2 separate regions of the Homo sapiens genome follow, and region 2 is linked to region 1. Evidence: chromatin contacts called from ENCODE Hi-C or POLR2A ChIA-PET data. All regions are on one chromosome and are shown on one strand. Each heading gives the region's core, a stretch centred on a gene start or an enhancer-like site at or near the end of the contact. The rest is flanking DNA. Distances are from core to core; before and after follow the strand shown.

Region 1 (4,513 bases), core at 127-2,626:
CTCCTGCCTCAGCCTCCCAAAGTGCTGGGATTACAGGCATGAGCTGCTGTGCCCAGGCTAGAATGGTTTCTGTAAACTTTATCTTTTACTTTTTTTGTTTTGTTTTGTTTTTTTAAGACAGGGTCTCACTATGTTACCCAGGCTGGAGTGCAGTGGCTATTCACAGGTGTGACCATAGCTCACTGGAGCCTCAAACTCCTGGACTCAAGCAACCCTCCCGAGCAGCCAGGGCTATAGGCACGTGCCACCAAGCCTGCCTACACTTGTGGATTTTATAAAGTACTCTCTACATTTCTTTCCCTAGAAAAAAATATTACCACCCTTTAGATTCTAATTCTAAAGTGCTACATCTAATACCTCTAACATAAGTAAAGTCTCATTTTAAAGCATGTCCAATGAATAAATTTGCTTCTACTGCCTTTGCATATGCTAAGATTTTGATGGAGGAAAAAAAAAGTACCTGAAAGCAGCTTTCATGGAACCCAGCTATAAAGCTCCACAAACCCCATTTTTCCAGTGAGCTCACAGATAGTACCCTGTGCCCTATGTCAGCTTAGGGCAGCAGTTAGAGGCCTTTACCAACAGAAAAGAAAAAGCCTAGCTTGCTTCTAAGGCTACATACATCCAGATCTGTTCCACCAAAATCAAATCTGTGGCAAGGAGGTCCATGGCTACAGATTCTTCTGCTATGAGGCACCCAGGGAAATAGTCCAGAGGTCTGAATTGCAAACAAAATAATTTTAACTAATATAAAAAAGACCATCTGTTCAGTAACTAATTCCCTTGAGGACATGATATGGAAGTCAACTATCCAGCTTCCACCTTTACATAGTATATAAATGAGAAGAGAAAAGCGAGCAGGTTGGGTGCAGTGGCTCACGTCTGTATCTTAACACTTTTGGATTATTTGAGCCTGCCCAGGAGTTAGAGACCAGCCTGGGCAAAACAGTAAAACCCCATCTTTACAAAAAAAAACAAAAAACAAACAAAAAAACAATAATAATAATAATAATAATAATAATAATTAGTCTGGAGTGGTGGTGTGCGCCTATAGTCCCAGCTACTTGGGACGCTGAGGTGGGAGGATCACTTGATTGCGCCACTGCACTCCAGCCTGGGACAAAGCAAGACTGTCCAAAAAAAAAAAAAAAAAAAAAAAAACAGAAAGAAAAAGAGAATGAATGTTAAAATGTAGGCAGAGGCATGAAAAATAGAAAAGAAAGTCAGCTTGCAGAGCCAAGTTTATATCTTACCCCACCCTGATGTGGTTGGCCAACAGCTGATAGAGGGCTTTTCGGTAAAGTAGGTAGAAACAAACCCCACCAACCCTCAGGTTACCAGGCAATGTGCCACCATGTTATTAAAGCCATCATGGTGAGAGTTCCTGGGCAGGCAGCCCGCTGGAATGCTGAGTCATCTGTTCCCCCGCTCACAGCTGGCCCTCCTCCCCAGCACATGCTCTGCCCACAAGCACACTCTTTGGGGAATGCATTAGGAAGCAGCTACCTGAATGTATCCTGAAAATCACAGACAAGGCACTAAACACACACCCATTGGAGCCTGTTCTGTCACAACTCAAGCCAGAGTGCAGGCATAAATCACTGCCGTTTCTGGAAAGAGCACAGGCACACCTTGCACTCAGCTCTCTAGAGGCCTTAGCTAAATGCTGTTTAGATTATTTTTAAAAAATGTGGTTTTGACTGGTTCAGGATTTAAAAGAGTTAACAAACATCATATGAGCAGAAGGCACAATGGAATGAGTGTGTACACTCTGGGGTAGACAGCTCTACTACTGGAAGGCCACATGCCTCTCTGGGCAACTGTTTTCTTATCTTTGAACTGAGATGCTTTCCACAGTTGGCTTCAGGGAAAGCATCTAAGACTGGAGTCACAACAGAGTATTCACGCATGGGGCAAGGGGTGGGGACGCTAAAGCTGAACTTTGCCTTTAGTTAAAATTACCCTTGAAACTTCTTTCTTCACACTGGAGAACATGCGTCTCTCAGTGAAGCCAACACAGCTGGTTTTTCCTCCAGGGTCAGAACACACTACTGTTTCTCCTCTAGGACATCAGAGGAAGACGATGGCTTGCATGTGAGCACCATGTTATTAAACACACATGTACACACATGTGTGAACACACATGGTTTATAACCAGCAGGAAGCTTGCTACAAGAAGAGTGTGAAAGTTGATATTCACAAGGAAGGGGCAGAATCTACATCTCCCATTTCATCTCCAACTCACTGGGATAAGGATAAATACTTTTGCTGAGTGAAGTGACAAGCAAAACCAGTCTCACACCCTAAAAAATAATTAGCCACATCAAGTACATTTGAATTCACACAAGTTTCAAAATGTTATGATGTAACTCTACTTGGTACCTAGCAAATATACGATCTAAGCCTCTGTGCCTGTCCTCTGGTCACATGTACCCAAGCTAGTTCTCTGAAGACAAGGAAGGTGTTTTAGCTATTCTATACCTCCAGTGATATTTCTTCAGGAGAGAACAGCTAATACAGCTACTTCTCTCTGCTTCCGAACAGCCCTGGGCTTGCAATTACTACAAGCCACTGAAGAACCACGGCTTAACTTCTTAGGGCATGGATTTTACCAGAGATCAGGGAGGAAAAATTAAATAATTAATCTGGCAATTTAAAACAAATTAATATTAAAGTAAAATGGACATATTGCAGAATAGCATTTTTTTAAATTGTGAGAATGGTTTAAATAAAACATAAGACGGTAGAGATATTTCACCTTCTGCCCCCCTCACCCCGCTGCGCCCCTGAGTGCTCCTATCCACGCTGCTTTGGTGTTGTTTGAGAAGAACCTCCCCCCACAGAGGCACTGATACTAGCTGAATGGATTCTCCTTTCTGGGGAATGAGAACACCAGAAAGGAAAAGAGACTTCCACCTTCTCTTCTTGGCAGCAAGGAGGTGAATGTAATGTCCACATGAGGGTAGTTTATACATGTCAATTTGTATTCTAGGTGCACAAACAACACTCAGAGAGCTGTAAGGAGTTCTCTGTGGTTAGAAGCAATTCTGAAAAGAGCTGACTCATATGAGAAAAGCGTAATGCAGTATCTATTTCTTTTAGCAAAGGTGATAGAAACGCACGTATCATGAATATGTCATGCAAGGAAAGATGAGGGCAGCCTAAGCTGAGAAGGTGTTCAAATAAATTTCCTGTTTGAAAGGGATTATGATACTGCTCTTTTCCCTACCTACCTGTGGACACAACAGAAAGGTGGGAATCCTGTCCTATAAATTCAGGTTCTGGCCCTCATTTGCCCTACAAGTATTTCTTAGCCAAGGTGAAGTGGTCACCCGTGCATCTACCAAAATGGTCTGGACCACTGACTGGGCAGGTTTTGAGAAGCACGGTCACCTGCCTCAGGGTGGTAGCTATCATTTCCTGAGATTATATCACAGGTAGTACACGCTGCCAATGCTGTAGGCTCTGTTACCCTCACTTTATACAGAAAACTGAAGACCCTGTTGAATGGCTTGTCCATAGTCTTGCAGCTGGTATAAGGAGAACTGGAATACAAATTCAAGATGTTTCAATCATACAATGCTGCAAGGAGCTGATGTCAAGGAAGATACAAAGTAATGACCACCTACTCTGCTAGCAGATGGTGGTAAATTGTTCTTAGAAGCAGTGAACCAAGGGCATGATATCAACAGTCCTTGTGTGTGCCTTCTTCAGCAGAGAGGTCTACTGACTGTCAGTGAGTGTTCTGTCTAAACGAGAAGGGGCTTAGAGAGGATCATATCCTTTGACCTAGTAATTCCTCTTTTAGGAAATCATCCTATGAAAACAATCTGAAATGAGGACTAATTTTTAATGCACAAGGATACGTAAATTTTTAAATTAAAAATGTCTTCAAAACACAAACAAATGTTTAATAGTAGGAGAATAGTTAAATAATTATGCTATTCATATTCATTAAAAATTATGTGAGGTTGAGGGAGGCCGGCACGGTGGCTCACACCTGTAATCCCAGCACTTTTGGCGACCGAGGTGGGTGAATCACGAGGTCAGGAGTTGGAGATCAGCCTGGCCAACATGGTGAAACCCTGTCTCTAATAAAAATACAAAAAATTATCCGGGCATGGTGGCATGAGCCTGTAATCCCAGCTACTCGGGAGGCTGAGGCAGGAAAATAGCTTGAACCCAGGAGGCGGAGGTTGCAGTGAGCAGAGATTGCGCCATTGCACTCCAGCCTGGGTGACAGAGCAAGACTCCGTCTCAAAAAATAAATAAATAAAATAAATAAAAATTACGTGAGGGAGAAAGTAGGGAGAGGGGAGAAAAAATACGCTTTCAAAGCAATAATAACCAAACAAAATATAATCAATAAATTCTCTGGCTAGCTATTTGGGAAAAAGTAACATGAATGCCTCTCTCATAGGTTATACCATTGACTCAATCAACAAATATTTGCTGATCACCTATTTTAAGCATTGAGAAAAACTTAGAATAAAAAAATCTTTGCCCTCCTAAG
Region 2 (4,796 bases), core at 843-3,342, 180 kb before region 1:
AAGCAGAGATTCTCACCTCCTCCCAACTCTGTTGTCCTAGCAGGCATGCAATAAAGAGAGTATCATTGCGGTATTATTATTATTACTACAGCTCAGAGTGTGGAAATGATTTTTTAAACACCATTGTATGTTCTTTAATTATCCCAAATTTTAAAAATGAAACTATGCCTATAGTAAGAAAAAATACAAAAGAGAATAAGGTGGAAATAAAGGGGCGATTTGCCTTTTTTAATTTATTGTGTTTAGAGACAGAGTCTCAGTCTGTCACCCAGGCTGGAATGCAGTGGTGTGATCATAGCTCACTGCAGCCATGAACTCCTGGACTCAAGCAATCCTCCCGCCTCAGCCTCCAGAGTAGCTGGGACTACCGGCTCATGCCACCATTTTTATTTAATTATTTTTATTATTATTCATAGAGACAGGGTCTCACTACGTTGCCCAGGCTAGTCTCGAACTCCTAGCCTCAAGTAATCCTCCCACCTCATCCTCTCAAAGTGCTGGGACTATAGGCTTGAGCCACCACGCCTGCCCTGCAATTTTTCTTTAACTCCAACCTCACTTCTTTATAAGACATAACCACCGTGGGCAGTTTGCACAATCTTTATAAATTTTGAAAGCATGCACTTTTTTTGGCTCATAGTGGTAAGAAAGTTGGGGGTATACAATATATCCCGACAGTTCTTAGACCCACCTCATTCTTTCTAATGACTTCTAGCATCGCATCATACTTAACCTGTCTTCTACTGGCCAACTTTGCAGTTAACTCGAGGATTTTGCCTTTATAACATCTATAATCTTTGGCATGTGGCCAAGAATACTTGTAGGATAAATTCCTAGAAGTGGAATTTCTCAGTCAGAGGAGATTTTTTTTTTTTTTTTTTTTTTTTTTTTGAGACAGTCTCGCACTGTTGCCCAGGCTGGAATGCAATGGCACAATCTCGACCCACGGCAACCTCCACCTCCTGGGCTCAAGTGATCCTCCTGCCTCAGCGTCCTAAATAGCTGGGACTACAGGCCTGCACTACCACACCCAGCTAATGTTTTTTGTATTTTTTAGTAGAGACAGGGTCTTACCATGTTGCTCAGGGTGGTCTTGACCTCCCGAGCTCAAGCCATCCTTCAGCCTCCCAAAGTGCTAGGATTACAGATGTGAGCCCCTGCTCCCAGCCAAGAGGTGTGCATTGTAAATTTCTACAGCTATTGCCCAGGGCCTTCAAAAGGTTATCATTCACATGCACATCAAGGGTATACCTGTAGAGGCTGGGCTTGGTGGCTCACGCCTGTAATCCCAGCACTTTGAGAGGCTGAGGCTGGAGGATGGCTTGAGCTCAGGAGTTCAAGACCAGCCTGAGCAACATGGCAAAACCCTGTCTCTATAAAAAATACAAATATTAGCCAGGCATAGTGGCGCATGCCTGTAGTCCCATCTACTTGGGGGGCTGATGCAGGAGGATCGCTTGAGCCCGGGAGGTCGAGGCTACAGTGAGCTGTGATTGTACCGCTATACCCCAGCCTGGGTGACAAAGTAAGACCCTGTCCCTCCCCCACCAAAAAAAACAAGCCTACATTGGTGAGGGTGCTGTTTCTGATACCCTTTTCTACCCCAGCAAGAATGCGGTGTGTCAGGAGAAGCAAATCCCAAATGAGGTAAGTGGATTTTCTATGTGGGCCTGGGTCGGGGCAGACATGGCTTCTGAGGTTGTCCCTGTAGCTGTCTGAGGAGATAAGCTATTAAGAGCTCTTGTTAGTGTGGGTTTTATTAACAAAGACAGAGTTTGGGGAGGTGAGCCAGAACCGTGCGGCAGCGAGAAGCGTTGTGCAAGTCGGTATTTATTTCTTTAGTGCAGTTAGAACTTAAATATGGTCAAAACATACTCTTCTTTTAATTTACACAAACAAATATGTTCCCAGGCTGACACCTCCCGTGCCAAGTTTCTAGGGGAAACAAAATTCTACTGTGAGATTATAAACCACTCGAGAGAAGATGAGAATGGAAAAGCCGCCGAGAGTTAGCTCTCTCTACATGCCCAGAACTGGGCTGCTAAAAGGTGTCTTTTTTTTCATTGCAGATAAACCTGCCAGTAATTTCAGCAAATGAAACGTGGAACACGTCAAGGCCAGAGGATGGAAAAGGCTCCAGTTTTGATAAAAGGAGGCCTGCTTGGCTTGGAATCCTCTCTCCTGCTGGTTGGGAGATGCAAAGATGTTTCCAGAGAGGGGCTGATGAATTGAGGGGAAAGAAATGAGCCCAGTATGAGTCCCCTTTCAGGGCTGAGCGTGTATAAAACCAAACAACTTGGAACCGCTCCAAGAGAGGGGATTAAAGCAACATGTTATTCTGAGTGATTGCTTAATTTATTGAGCTGCGGCTGGATCTGTAATGAAATACAGCCCTTGTAACTGATAACCTCCTGCTGCCATTGAACTTCTACAATTAAGGAATATTTTCTGAGTTTCTCTGGAACGGCTCTGAATTTTTAGCCTCTGTGGTAGGGTGCTTCTGAACATTTGTTTTCCAGGCAATTTTTTTTGAGTATTAGGCTGATGTTAATAAATAAGCAGCATTTTATTGAGTGTTTTGTGGGAACCAGGAACTTTATATACATTGTTTCTAATCCTGACACTAATCCTGTCAATATCCAGTGAAATAACCCCTATTATTCCCTATTTTACAGATGTGAAGCCACGAGACGTTAGGTCATTTTCTAGAGTGGTGCTGTCCAAGACAGTAGCTGTGATGGCTCCTTGTGGCTATTGATGTGTAAATTAGTTAAAATTAAATAAATTTTAACATTTACACCCTAGGTTGCACTAACAATGAGTTCAAGTGCCCAGCAGCCCCGTGTACTGTGGCTGATGGCTACCACATTGGACAGTGCAGATATAGACCATTTGAAGGTTGCACAAGTGCTATTGGTCAGCACTGACTTAGATTTCCTTTTTTTTTTTTTTTTTGAGATGGAGTCTCGCTCTATTGTCCAGGTTGGAGTGCAGTGGTGCAATCTCGGCTCACTGCAACCTCCGCCTCCTGGGTTCAAGTGATTCTCCTGCCCCAGCCTCCTGAGTAGCTGGGACTACAGGTGCATGCCACCACGCCCAGCTAATTTTTGTATTTTTAATAGAGATGGGGTTTCACTGGCCAGGCTGGTCTCGAACTCCTGACCTCAGGGGATCCACCTGCCTCAGCCTCTCAAAGTGTTGGGATTACAGGTGTGAGCCACCACGCCCAGCCAGGTTCAGATTTCATAGCTAGAACCTGGCAGTGCCAGAATTCAAGCCGAAGCTAATGGGCTTTGAAGGCAGAGTTCATCTGCCAGCCTTGTTGCTTCTTTTTCTTCCCTCTGCTGAGAAGCAAGGAACAGAGCAGTGACTGTATCCCCTGGCTACACATTAGAATTACCTGCAATTCTTTTTTTTTTTGAGACGGAGTCTCACTCTGTAACCCAGGCTGGAGTGCAGTGGTGTGATATTGGCTCACTGCAACCTCCACCTCCCAGGTTCAAGCAATTCTCCTGCCTCAGCCTTCCAAGTAGCCGGGATTATAGGCACACACCACAACGCCCAGCTAATTTTTGTATCTTTAGTAGAGATGGGGTTTCGCCATGTTGGCCAGGCTGGTCTCGAACTCCTGACGTCAGGTGATCCACCCTCCTTGACCTCCCAAAGTGTTGGGATTACAAGCATGAGCCACCGCACCCGGCCTACCTACAATTCTTTTTTTTTGAGATGGAGTCTCGCTGTCTCCCAGGCTGGAGTGCAGTGGCGCGATCTCAGCTCACTGCAAGCTCTACATCCCGGGTTCATGTCATTCTCCTGCTTCAGCCTCCCGAGTAGCTGGGACTACAGGCGCCTGCCACCACGCCCAGCTAATTTTTTGTATTTTTAGTAGAGACGGGGTTTCACCATGTTAGCCAGGATGGTCTCAATCTCCTGACCTCCTGATCCTACCACCTCGGCTTCCCAAAGTGCTGGAAGCTGTGAGCTTTTTCCCAAAGTGCTAGAAGCTCTGAGCCGCCACGCCTGGCCCCTGCAATTCTTTAAAAAAAATGATGGTAGGGTCCCAGGCCCAGATAATCTGACTTCACTGTGATTAAGCCGGGTGGGGACAGGCATCAGAGGTTTTTCTACTTCCCCATGTGATGCCACTGTGCAGCCAGCACGTAGAGCAGCTAGGCGTGAGGACCCACACAGAGGATGCTGGAAGCAGCTGGTTCATCTGCCAGGAGAATGCAGTATCTTGTGACCAAGAAGTGGGCTTCTCCCAGGGCCACTTCTAAACCACCTCATCAGAGAGCTCAGGTTCATATCCGAGGGAAGAAACTGAAGTGCTTTCTCACACGCTTCCAGCTTGATGAGAATCACAGTAGGGAGCTTTGCTTTTCCAAACAGGCTTTGTCACATGATCATGGAAGAAAGGAGATGCCCACGTAAGATCACAGAGACAAGGTGAAAAACCCGTAGCCCCGAATTGGAATTGGAAGCATCAGTATGAATTCATGCTATATTTTTGTCTTACAAAGTAAAGCAGGTGTTTGCTAGCTCTGTCAACCATAAAGTTTAGAAATAATGAGCCATCCAATAGCAGTGAACACCCCAGCACCCAGGTTATGGTGTCTAAACGCCACTTCCGACTAGAAATGAGGGCATGAAGAAATAACCAATTCCAGGTCTGAGGCAAGAAAAAAAATTCAAGATGAGCCTGGAACATCTGGTCATTCCTTGCTTCCTTGATAGCAAGGAAGGTGAGGGTCACATTGAAAAGGATGCAGGAGACAACATGGAGTGGCTCCCAATGG

Evidence for each region. Hi-C counts contacts between places; a loop is a spot of excess contacts on that map. ChIA-PET counts read pairs that join two places held with the same protein, here RNA polymerase II (POLR2A). Pooled maps may share reads with other maps.
Region 2: POLR2A ChIA-PET joins it to region 1 with 19 read pairs in AG04449. The contact joins two enhancer-like sites. A Hi-C loop is called at or near these places in 1 of 168 maps with a recorded cell type or tissue (chondrocyte), 8 of 37 single-sample maps with no recorded cell type and 5 of 50 pooled maps. POLR2A ChIA-PET finds 5 or more read pairs at or near these places in 5 of 52 experiments (AG04449, GM12878, HepG2 and 2 more).

What each region holds. Positions count from the first base shown.
Region 1 is chr16:14,500,300-14,504,812 of GRCh38, forward strand. The region is part of intron 21 of PARN (poly(A)-specific ribonuclease); the gene reads right to left. Among named protein-coding and RNA genes, the nearest start is that of LINC03107, 74 kb to the left of the region's middle. RefSeq lists enhancers at 1,253-1,547, 1,273-1,567. Within about 2 kb of position 1,377, at least 32 of the 41 ENCODE cell types and tissues checked have a DNase peak (open chromatin) inside an H3K27ac peak, as active enhancers do.
Region 2 is chr16:14,323,944-14,328,739 of GRCh38, forward strand. It overlaps MIR193BHG (MIR193b-365a host gene), which reads left to right. Exons shown (of 2, transcript NR_170633.1): 2 at 2,070-4,796. Among named protein-coding and RNA genes, the nearest start is that of MIR365A, 17 kb to the left of the region's middle. Within about 2 kb of position 2,093, at least 2 of the 41 ENCODE cell types and tissues checked have a DNase peak (open chromatin) inside an H3K27ac peak, as active enhancers do.